Linked DNA regions of Homo sapiens: region 2 is linked to region 1. A link is a contact called in ENCODE Hi-C data. All regions are on one chromosome and are shown on one strand. The core of a region is the stretch at or near the end of the contact, and the rest is flanking DNA. Distances in the headings are between cores, read along the strand shown. Region 1 has its middle 85 kb from the start of SLC1A3. Region 2 has its middle 39 kb from the start of SLC1A3.

Region 1 (6,563 bases), core at 1,277-3,776:
ACCCAGACCATAACGACAAAAACATAATCACCACTGCCATCTTGCAACTTCTCAGATGCTCCAGGAAGTTGGCAAGCTTTAGGAGAGGTGACTTCTTTTTCCCATGGCTCATTTTTGGAGCCTGCATGAAGCAGTTGACAGACACATGCTGTATTTATTGAACGGGGACTCTAAGCAAGGCCCTGTGCTAATGCCTAAGTGACCTACACCGAGGGACAAGTAGAGCCTTGAATCCTAACATGATTAGGACTGGATCACTTCAGCCTCTGCCTTGTACTCTTATTCACATGAGAACAACCACATCCATCCCAGCCAGGGAGGTCCTGGGGAGCAGCAATAGGTTCAGAGAAGAAAGAGCAACAGAAGCCGCAACACCCTTCACCAGGCCTGTGCTTTGAATTCGTGTATAATTTGTTTGCTGTTGTAGGGAAGAAGAAAACAAAAGTAGGGGGTGAAGTGTGAGTCGGAGCCACAGAGTCATCCAAGAATGGCTGGCTCCCTGGAAGGTTTCATTGCGTTGGCCTGCATTTCTTTGGCTGCCAACTTATTAGGATCCAGAGACGGCATGGAATTGCTGGCACTGGGATTCTCCTCCTTACCACACACTGGGAAATAATCCCAAACACTTGGAGCAATATGTGCAGCTGAGGTCTGGCTAGGTACGAGGGTGGAAGGAGCAGGAGGGTGCAGAGCAATGAAAGAATCAGTAGGAGGGAAAACACATTCTCTAATCTCTTCCACCAGCTGATCAAGGGCACAGGCAAGGGAAACATGAAGATGAAGGGTAGGAAGGGAGAGTGAGAGAGGAAAAAATCCATGACAAGGAAACAAACCATAAGGAGAGAGGGAGGGATGGATGTGGCTCAGCTTTCATGCTTCTGGGGTGCTTGCACAGTGGTGCCAACACACATACACATGCACACACACACATACAATGCACACATACACATGCGCACACACATATGTGCTCACACACGCAAGTACACGTGCACACACATGCACACACACATGCACATGTACATATACACATGCACGCACATGCATACACGCATCTCTGCCAGCTACCAGCCTACAAGTTAGCCAATAATTAATTTTTGGATTGTTCATCTTAACCATTCTCTTTTGAAGTATAATCACAATTAAAATACACTCTTTGCCTTTATGAGTCCCTTTCTTTAAAATACATTTACTGTGCTTGTACCACACTAATAATTTTATGATTACTTATTATTTTCCTCATAGCCACACTTTTGACCTCTAATTGAACATAAACATCTTTCATGGCAGAGGCACTATTGTTTCATTTCTTTCCAATTCTATGCTGAAGAACCATGCATGCTTTTCTTTTTCTTTTTTTTTTATTTGAGACGGAGTTTCACTCTTGTCACCCAGGCTGGAGTGCAGTGTCATGATCTCGGCTCACTGCAACCTCCGCCTCCCAGGTTCAAGTGATTCTTCCACCTCAGCCTCCTGAGCAGCTGGGATTACAGGCATGTGCCACCATGCCCAACAAATTTTTTTGTGTTTTTTTTAGTTGAGATGGGGCTTCACCATGTTGGCCAGGCTGGTCTCGAGCTCCTACCTCAGGTAATCCACCCGCCTCGGTCTCCCAAAGTACTGGGATTACAGATGTGAGCCACTGCGCCCAGCCCATGCATGCTTTTCTGCATATGCTAGGTGCTTCATAAATGCATAATTGACTATGTCCTTATAGGAAAGAAGGATTCCATGGCTTTCCTGGGCAGTGTCAGAGTGGCCGGACTTGGCAATGGGCCCAGCAACAGTTCTGCCTGCATGAGCCTTGCTTGGGTTCTGGAATGTTCAGCCTGCATTACAGTCACCTGGTCCCGTGAGGATCAGCTTCTTCTCTCATCAGGAACTTCCCTGGCCTGCTGTGGTTTGAAATCCTGCAGTATGGTTGCCCTTGAGATCTTTTTTTCCAGGACCACATTCTCAATGACACTATGTTCTCATCCAGTACTTCTGGTACTTCTGCTAATCTAACTTCCTTGGCTGGGTCCCAGTGAGGTCTTCTGTAACCCCATACTCTGAGCCAAGGAAAGTCATGTTACAGCAAAGTTCCTGCTAAACAAGAGTACTCAACTGCATGCTTTGAAGAGAATTTAAGAAAATTCTGTGGGCCTTTCAAGCTTGCCATATACTAAAACTTTTTTTTTCCACCAGCCCTACCCACATTGATTAATGAGATTCCCCATCTACTCAGAACCACATTCCAATCTCCTCCTGAACTCCTAAGGGAGAGGGAGCATACACCCAGTTGTAGTCATGCCTACCGGGAGTTACACACCAACGAATTTCTAAAGAAAGCCTAACAAAAAGGCAAATAAAGCAAGAGGATTCTCACAGACTCACTGCTGCAGGGCTTTAAAATCTCAGCCTCATCTATTGAACACTAGCCCAGGTAGGGAAAAGGCCCCGTCTTGGTACGTCTACAGAGGGCATGGAGAGACTTAAGGCTTTTTGGTTCCGGGAAATGGTAAATTGCAATGCTGAGGGGAGAAAGCCAAGTCAGCTGGCCTGGGACATGGCCTGGAGCTGAGCTTGGCATGTGTTAGTGTAGACACTGGATAGTGGCTGTAATAGGAACTTGGTCTTTCCCCCCAATAAGCCTTGTGAGGCTCTGTGCCTCTCTCAGAGGAGACACGCTGTGTGCCTGGCTTCTAGGAATCCTGCTGCGTTGTAGTGGCCGGAGGCCCTCCCACCTGGAGTCTGTGCTTCCTGGAGCCAAACAGCCAAGGACTAGCGCTTACTGAAGAGGACTGTGATAGGAACACCCGGGAATATTCAGAGTTCATTGTAAGCCTCCTGGAGAGTTAGAGTTTCTTGCTTCTTATGTGTGAATGTTTAATATGCTACCACAGCTTTAATCTATCACAATTCTTCCAAACTTTGGGGCACTTAATAATTTCCCAAAGAGCTTGTGGAAAGAAGAGATTCCCTCCCAGAGATTCTGGCTCAGTAGGGCTGAAACACACCTGGGACTCTAATGCACAGAATCTAAAGACTGCACAGTGAGAAACCCAACATTTATCAATCCCAAGGGCAGAACCTGGTCTTCAGTGCTTTCAATCATCCTCACCACCACCACCATCACTATCACAACCACCACTATCATCACCACCACCATCACCATTGCCAGCATCATCACCATCACTACCACCACTACCACCACCGTCACTATCATCACCACCACCATCACTATCACAACTACCATCACATTATCAGTATCACCATCACCACCATCACCACAACCACCACCATCTCCATCACTACCACCACCACCTCCACTACCACCTCTTCCACCACTACCACTACTGCCACCACCACCATCACTATCATCACCACCATCACCACCTCCACCACCACCATCACTACCAGCACTAACCACCACCATCACCTCACCACCACCACCAACACCACCACAACAACAACAACTATCTGGGTATTTTTATTGTCCAGTGGCCCCAGGTTCAACTGACTGCAAAGCCAGAACATTTCTCACTAGACTGCAAGGGTTTCCAAAGACCCCAGTACCTGCAAGAAACATGTACAGGGCATGATTTCTGAGTACCTGAAATATGGTAGTAAGACTGGGGAACTGAAATTTTCATTTTATTTTACTTAACTAATTTGAATGTAAATTCAAATAGCTACATGAGTCCAGTGTCTACTGTATTGGACAGGGCAGAACTAGAAGGTGAGAGGAAGAGCCTGTACTCAACATCTGCTTGCAGATTGGGTCACTGCTTCAGTCAACCCCACTGGAAAATATCAAGTCTTAGTGTGGAGTCTGAGGGTTGAGAGAATCCGGACATATACTTAGAAAAGCATGGACAATAGGTGAGAATTGACTGCTTCTCCCACTCCTCCCCCGTCTACCAGAGTACTGACTCCCACAGTCACCAACCTACGTTCATTCATGGAGGCTCTATCCTGGGAAAGGTCATGCTGCCTTTTTCTGTAATTGTGCCACTAAGAATGGGAAAAATTGGGGGTGATGATAAAGCCCACTCTAGGGGCTGCTACAGCTAAATTGTCTGACTAGACTCCAGAAGGATGTTGCAGTATTTAAGAATCTGGGCCCAGTAGCCAGGGATCCTGAGTTAAAGCTTGCCTTTGCTACTTGTCATCTCCTGCATAACCCTGGAAAATTACTTCGCAAAATATTAGTTACTTCATCTGTAGAATGAGGATAACAAAACTTCCAACTTCATCAGGTTGCAAAAAGTCAGCAGTTCTCAAACTCTTTGGTCTTCTGATCTTTTTATATTCTTAAAAATGAGGACTGCCCCCAAAACCTGTTTTGGGGGGTAAATCTGTAAATGTATACTGTTTTAGAAATAAAAACATTAACTTAACAATAATAAAAACATTAACAACAATAATAAACCCATCCTACATTAACATAACATATTTTTGTGAAAAATTACCATATTTCCCAAAACAAAAAGTAATTAGTGATAAGTGTGACATCATGTTACATTTTTGTAGCTCTCGTCAATGTCTGGCATAATAGCAGACAGCTAGGTTCCCATCTCTGCTTCAGCGTTCCATCTGTTGCAATATGTTGTTTTGGTTGAAGTATATGTTGAAAATCTGGCTTCATGCAGGTATGTAATTGAAAAAAAAAAAGAGTACTTTCATAGCCTTTGCAGATAATTTTGGGTAATCAGGGCACAGGAGACAGGGAGTTTGAGTGAGATACTTCATAAAACTTGAAAAGTGGGCATAATTAAAGGTTAGTTACAATGTAGAATCTGAAGCCATATCAGTAAACTTTTCATACTTCATTACACTAAAATCTATTGGTCTATCATGCACTATGAGTGTATATTTACCTAGGCATAATTTTGTAATACCATGCATCAGTCATTTCGAAAATACTGGTTCATTGAGTTATGCTTGATTTTCCAAATGTTATCATATTTTTATTATGATACACATCACATTTGTTAATATCACCACTAACATCATCAAAATAAGTTTTTTTAAATTGTATTTTATTTTTTAACTTTTATTTTAGATTCAGGGGTATATGTGCAAAGTTTGTTATATAGGTAACTTGTGTGTCAAAGGGGTTTGGTACAGATTATTTCATCACCCAGGTAATAAGCATAGTGTCTGACAGGTATTTTTCAATCCTCACCCTCCTCCCATCCTCCACCCTCATGTAGGCCCCAGTATCTGTCGTTTCCCTCTTTGTATTCATGTGCATTTGGTGTTTGGCTCCCCCTTATAAGTAAGAACATGTGGTATTTGGTTTTCTATTCCTACATTAGCTCACTTAGGATAATGACCTCCAGCTCCATCCATGTTGCTGCAAAAGACATGATTTTGTTCTCTTTTATGGCTGTGTGGTGTTCCATGGTGTATGTATACCACGTTTTCTTTATCCAGTCAACTGTTGATGGGCATTTTGGTTAATTCCATGTCCTAGCTATTGTGAATAGTGCTGTAATGAACATACACATGCATATGTCTTTGTGGTAGAACAATTTATATTCCTTTGGGTATATACCCAATAATGGGTTGCTGGGTTGAATGGTAGTTCTTAGTTCTTTGAGAAATCACCAGACTGCTTTTCACAGTGGCTGAACTAATTTACAGTCAGACCAGCAGTGTATAAGCACTCCCTTTTCTCCACAACCTTGCTATCATCTGTAATTTTTTGACTTTTTAGTAATAGCCATTCTGGCTGGTGTGTGATGGTATCTCATTGTGGTTTTGATTTGCATTTCTGTAGTGATCAGTGATGTTGAGGTTTCTTTCATGTACTTGTTAGACATGTGCATCTCCTTTTGAAAAGTGTCTGTTCATGTCCTTTGCCCAATTTTTAATAGGGTTGTTTTTCTCTTGTAAATTTGTTTGTTTCTTATAGATGCTGGGTACTAGACCTTTGTGAGATGCATAGTTTACAAAATTTTCTCTCATTCTATAGGTTGTCTGTTACTCTGTTGATAGTTTCTTTTGTTATGCAGGAACTATTTAGTTTAAGTAGATCCCATTAGTCAATTTTCACTTTTGTTGAAATTGCTTTTGACATATTTGTCATGAAATCTTTGCCCATTTCTATGTCCAGAATGATATTGCCTAGGTTATTGTTCAGAGTTTTTAGAGTTTAGTTTTGGTTTTTACATTTAAGTCTTTATCCGTTTTGAGTTTATTTTTGTATATGGTGTAAGGAAGGGGTTCAGTTTTGATCTTCTGCATATGGCTAGCCAGTTATCTTAGTGCCATTTATTGTATAGGGAGTTCTTTCCTCATTGCTTGTCTTTGTCTGCTTTGTCAAAGATCAGATGGTTGTAGGTGTGTGGCCTTATTTCTGGGCTGTTTATTCTTTTCTACTGGTCTATGCATCTGTTTTTATACCAGTACCATGCTGTTTTGGTTTCTGTAGCCCTATAGTTTGAAGTCAGATAGTGTGATGCCTTCTGCTTTTATCTTTCTGCTTAGGATTACTATGGCTATAAGGGCTAATTTTGGTTCCATATTAATTTTAAAATAGTTCTTTTCTAGTCCTGTGAGCAATGTCATTGGTAGTT
Region 2 (6,179 bases), core at 175-2,674, 48 kb before region 1:
GTTTGTCAATGATGGGAGAAAGGGTTGCATGAAAAAGTCAGGACTTATGTTCCTCTTGAGGCCTAAATGGAGATGAGCAGGTGCACCTAGCAGAGAAGGGTAGTCTGTGCTCAGGCACAGGTATGGACGTCAACAAGATACATGGGAGAATGTGGAAACCTTCCTCAAATGAACAGAGTACTTGTGTCCCCAGGAGCAAGCTTACGTCAGCAAGGCTGTTTATAAAGCATTTATATCGGACTTGAGAGGACTGTGCAGGCTTCTGAGCAATGGGTAGTGAAAGGGACTTTTTAGGAAGATTATTCTGGATGAGTGGAGAGCCTGGAGTCCCTGATTAAATTTGCATTTTTAATTCCTGGGTTCTTATGAAGTAGAAGGAAGCTTTCATGTAATTTTCATGATAAGCAGATTGAATGGACACCCATCAGCCTCTTACTCTTCACAACTGAGAGTTCTGGAGTTTAGGGTAAACATAGGACTGAGTTAAGGAAAAATGGCCTGAAGCCTGCATTGAGTAGCTGAAATCAGCAGGCGTTTTATCATCCCTGTGCCATGCCAGTGGCTTTTCCCGAGTGTTTTTTATCTGTGTTTGCTTCAACCTCAGGGGACAATCTGTTCAGTTACCATAAGGGATACCTTCAAAGAGTTTTCTTGGACAAGATCCACTCATGTGGTCAGCTGTGACCTCATCTCCCTGCTCCGGGGGCCCTGTTTTGGGGCTTGATATCTTGAATTTCTGCTTGAATAGGAAGCAGAAAGGCCCTTCTTTTGAATGCCTCTCATTTTGGAACACAACAAAAACCACCAGTTAGCTTGTTAAATATTTTTCCAGGTTTTTTCTTATTTTTAAATAATTTAGCCCATTGCCCTGCTTACTGTCAGGAACCATTAGGAAAGCCCACTGCTTATCATCTTTTCAAAAACATACAAAAAGTGGGAGGTTTGGGGAGATGCACAGGAGAGTAAGTCTTTTCAATTTCTGGCACAAAATTTGGAACTGTAAGGAAAGAATAGAAATACTGGTTCAGATTTTCCTAAACTAAATTGTGAACTCGATGCTTCTACCAGCGACCAAAATACTCATCTCATGGAAATTTTCACACTTCTCTTTCTTAGCTGTCTCTTCAAATTTGAAACTGTCCAGAGAGGAGTCTATATTCCTCCATTTTATTTATTCTTGAAAGTGAGGACCCCTTGGCTGACTCCTGCAACCCTCTGGGGAAGTCATGTATCATGGTACCTTTCTCCTGCCTGGCTCAACCAGCTATGGGTACAAATTCAAGTCCCCCAACGACTATATTCATATCTTCCTCCAGTAGCAAACGGGCTTGTGTAGATTCAGTGTGAAGAGAAGCTGCAGGGGTGGGTGGGTGTGTGTGAGAGGACCGGTCTCTTGCTGCAGCCCTGGAGCGTGAAGCTGTGCACGGGACTGGACCTGCTTTCAGAACCAACCTCCTCTGCCAGAAACAACTTATTCCCTGAAGAGCTTCTGACTCATGCCTCTAATAGGACTATTATGGTTTCCTGGCAGCAAATTTGTCCTTTTGAAATGTAGGACTTTTTTTTTCTTTTTGTAATTTGAATTATCAGTTGACCTATGTAGACAAGTTCTCCTGTTCCATGCTTTCATGGTACTCTTGGAAGCTCAATTCACAATATCCATTTGTAGGACTAGATTTTAAATTTCTTGCATGCAAAGACTAGTCGTCTGTCCTAGTTACTAGTGTATGTCCAGTATCTGGCATAGTGAATGGATTTTTCATTGAACGAACAAAGGAATGAATGAATGAATGGTGTGTTATTCCTATACGGTCCTACCAAGGAAGAAAGATTTTAGGAGACATTAGACCTCCCAAAGCCGTAGCAGGGGACAGCTAAGGAACATGTCCCAGAATTTTCTTAGGTTTTCATTGGGACTCAATTCAGCAATTGTGTGTTCATCTGGTTTCTAGGCCATGATAGAGTAGAAGTAAATTAAGGAGGTGGGATGCTGCTAGAAAGAGATGACTCTGATAGGAAAAAAGGGAACAACTTAGAGTCTGGCAAAAGGCAGGCCTAATTTTAATAAAGTGTAGGGGTTTGAGGCTATTGAATGCAGGGGCAGATGACCCTAAACTTTACAAGCAGTGAGATCATCACTATACTATACCGAAATACAATAGTTGGACTGGCAGTGAGAATCTTCAGTTATCTGGAAAGTTTACTTCCATTAACTAGTTTATGTTCAAATGATGCTAGGCCACTGAGGTATTCTATTAACACTCTTTGACATATCAATTTTATCTATCCTGAGCACTTTAGAAAATCCACCACTCTCTTTGACACAGATAATAATAATTGTATCCCATTCTGCTTCTACTTCACCCAACGTAGGATAAGATGTTCCTCAATGGCAATAGCATGGCAGCCTTTTTGCAAAGGAAGAGAATCCTCTCCTAATTCTGCTTGGAACACAGGGATCTTTATGCACATCTGTATTGGAAATTGCTTTCAACAAAAAAAGGGAAGACTGAGAGAAGAAAGCAATGACACGAAGTAATCCTGAGGGTGACAGGGATGCTAAGACATGGAGTTCAACTAACAAAGAAATAGAAATTTCTAAAAATGTCATGGGAGAGACAAATAGAGAGACGCAGCCTGAAAGAGGATGGGGAAGTTTTATTCAGGCCATGGAGTGGCAGGTGTTTGCCAACAGGAGCTGTGATTCTTCCAAAACCTTTTAATGTTCATGGCACACAGAACAATATTTGTTTCAAATTTTTAGGCAAGGAGAAAAACACTGCATGACTTAAGCCAAACAGAAGTCCCTATTCCAGAATTTAATATTTGAGGGCATACATGGGTTTCTCTTTTTTCGTCTCTTATTTTAAGCAGGCACCAGGTTGTCTAGCTTGGGAAATGCCACTCAATTAACACCTGAAAGCACTAGGTACATAATGTGAAATACAAGAAACTGTTACATTCAAAAGGATGCTGAGGAAAAATGAACTCTTCAATATCCAGTTTATATTAATTGTGAAAACAAGATTATAAAGAAAACCAATTTAAATAGAAAAATTTAAACATAAAAAATTCACTCTTACAAAACTGCTTTCCAGTTTTATATATTATTTTCTAATCTTTGGCAATATGCTTGTATATTTTTACATAATTACAATCACAGTGTATACATACTTTTTTTTTTTTTTTTTGAGACGGAATCTTGCTCTGTCATGCAGGCTGGAGTGCAATGGCGTGATCTTGGCTCATGGCAACCTCTTGTCTCCCCAGTTCAAGTGATTCTCCTGCCTCAGCCTCCCGAGTAGTTGGGATTACAGGCAGCTGCCATCATGCCCAGCTAATTATTGTATTTTTGTAGAGATGGGGTTTCACCATGTTGGCCAGGCTGGTCTTGAACTCCTGACCTCAGGTGATTCGCCTGCTGCGGCCTCTCAAAGTGCTGGGATTACAGGCCTTGAGCCACCACTCCTGGCTTGTTATGTACTTTTGTATTAACTTTTTTTGGTGACTAAATATTCCATGGAGGCTGCTATTTGGAAAAAAGCTCATCGATTCAGGGAAGAGAGGAGTTAGTTCTTTATCTCACTCTGTAAGCCAATTTAAGTTACAGATTGGATGATAAGACATAAAGATAAAACCTTTGTTAGAAAATAAAATAGAAAAAAATCATATAGCTGTCAAAAGCAACAAAAAATACAAAGTAACTAGGAATAAACTTAAAATGTGTAAGACCTGCCTGAAAGAAACTAAAAACTTTCCTGAGAGAACAAAAAGACCATTAAATACAGAGACACGTTATGTTCCTGGACAGAAGACTTTCTATAGTAAAGATGTAAATTCTCCCCTAATATCTATAGCTGTAACATTTTCAATCAAAATGCCAATAGAATTTCTCTTAGAATTTGACAAAATGCTTCTGAAGTTCACATGGAAGAATTAACAAAAGAGAAAACAAAAGAAAATGTTGAACAGGAAGGGAATGATAAGGCTCTGCTGTATCAGAGATTAAGATACATTGTAGTGCTACAGCAAATAAAATTGTATGAAACTGGCCCAGAAACAGATAAACAGATAATTGAAAAGACAACAGAAACTACAGAAAGGGACTCAAGTATATATATTTAAGATATGATAAGGGAAGCTAGTTACCCATTTGGAAAAATAAAGTTAGTACACTAGGGCATACCTTATAATAAAATATATTCCTGTAAGATTAAAGTATTTAATGTAAAGGGAGACATTAATTAAATACAAAAATAGATAAATATTTAATCTTGGGATTAAAATCATAACACGCAATCATGAAGGAAAGACTTGAAATTAAAATGGTCTATTTGGGGAAAAAACACATAGTTAACAAGTAAATGACAAAATATGAAGAAATGAGGCCTGGTGTGGTGGCTCATGCCTGTAACCCCAGCTCTTTGGGAGGCCAAGCTGGGTGGATCACCTGAGGTCAGGAGTTCAAGACCAGCCTGGCCAACCTGGTGAAATCCTGTCTCTACTAAAAGTACAAAAATTAGCTGGGCGTGATGGCAGGCACCTGCAGTCCCAGCTACTTGAGAGGCTGAGGCAGAAGAATCACTTGAACCTGGGATGCGGAGGTTGCAGTGAGCCAAGATCGTGCCATTGCACTCCAGCCTGGGCAACAGAGCGAGCAAGACTCTATCTCAAAAAAAAAAAAAAAAAAAAAAAAAAAAATAGAAGAAACGGCAATATGTGTGACAGAATGACAGACACAGAATTATTTTTCTTAATATATAAAGAGACCTTAATCATCACTTTAAAAATCAGACTACCATAAAAAAAGAACAAAGAACATGAACAGGAAATTCATAGAATTACTGTAAATGACATTTAAATTATGAATATTACATACTAAATAAATGACAACACAAAATTCAGGACAGGTTTTGTTTATCAAAGTTTTTTTGATAGTAAGTACTCTGTGATGATGAGGATATGGAGAAATATACTTTCTTGTATGCAAATTTTTTATCATTAGGAGTGCAAATACTAAAATCTTTCTGAAAGGTAATTTAATAAAATATTGCATCAAAAGGCTTAAATTAATATAGACTAATTGATCCAGAAACTCACTTTGAGCAATCTATCTTAAGAAAATTATGTAAAGGTACAAAGAGTGTAACTATGATATTTTTCATTGTCTTTTTTGCCTCAGATTTTAACCCTCCAGAAAATTCTATGAAATATTTGATATTCTTAAAGAAAACTTTGTATTATGAAAAAAGTCAAACAAATAGGACAGTAGAAAGAATATTTTAGTGAGCACTCACGTATCCACCACCTGCCCAGATTTCATGCTTGCTAATATTTTGTCATATTTGCTTCATCTATTTCTCTTTCTCTCATCTGCTTATCATCTGTTCATCTTTCATTTTTGCTAAACATTTACAACTAATTTTCAGAAAGTGTGACACTTCAACTCTAAGTATGTGTGTGTTAAACTCTAAAAAAGAACATTTTTCACAGCTACAATACCATAAATTATAGTAACAAAATGAGCTATAATTTCCTAACATATCCATTTCATAATCTAATTTCTCCACTTGTCCCTCAAATACCTTTATAACTACATTTCTGAATAATGACCAATCAAAGATCATTTATTGCATTGTTATTATGTCCATTTAAATAGTAATATTGGAAATGAGAAATAACGTAAAAATTAATAGTAAGGTATCAATTCAATAAATTATGTTATAGCAAGTGAAGACTTCAGTGCCATTAACAATCTAGTAATATTTGATGATATGAAAAAGCTTTTTTTTTTTTTTTGAGAAGATCTCACTCTGTCACCAGGCTGGAGTGCAGTGGAGTGATCTCAGCTCACTGCAACCTCTGCTTCCTGGGTTCAAGAGATTCTCCTGCTTCAGCCTCCCAAGTAACTGGGATTACAGGCACGCACCACCACGCCCAGCTAATTTTTGTATTTTTAGTAGAGACGGGGTTTCACCATGTTGGCCAGGATGGTCTCGAACTCTTGACCTTGTGATCTGCCTGCCTCGGCCTCCCAAAGTGGTGGGATTACAGGCATGAGCCGCCGCGCCTGGCAGCTTTTTTTGTTTTGTTTTGGAAATAGAGTTTCATTCTGTCACCCAGGTTAGAGCACAGTGGCGTGATCTTGGCTCACTGCAATCTCTGCCTCCCGGGCTCAA

Evidence for each region. Hi-C counts contacts between places; a loop is a spot of excess contacts on that map. Pooled maps may share reads with other maps.
Region 2: a loop to region 1 is called in a map of Right ventricle myocardium inferior, with 2.4 times the contacts of the local background. The contact joins two enhancer-like sites. A Hi-C loop is called at or near these places in 2 of 168 maps with a recorded cell type or tissue (Right ventricle myocardium inferior and endothelial cell of hepatic sinusoid) and 3 of 50 pooled maps.

What each region holds. Positions count from the first base shown.
Region 1 is chr5:36,518,079-36,524,641 of GRCh38, reverse strand. No RefSeq gene overlaps it. Among named protein-coding and RNA genes, the nearest start is that of SLC1A3, 85 kb to the left of the region's middle. Within about 2 kb of position 2,526, at least 3 of the 41 ENCODE cell types and tissues checked have a DNase peak (open chromatin) inside an H3K27ac peak, as active enhancers do.
Region 2 is chr5:36,564,921-36,571,099 of GRCh38, reverse strand. No RefSeq gene overlaps it. Among named protein-coding and RNA genes, the nearest start is that of SLC1A3, 39 kb to the left of the region's middle. Within about 2 kb of position 1,424, at least 5 of the 41 ENCODE cell types and tissues checked have a DNase peak (open chromatin) inside an H3K27ac peak, as active enhancers do.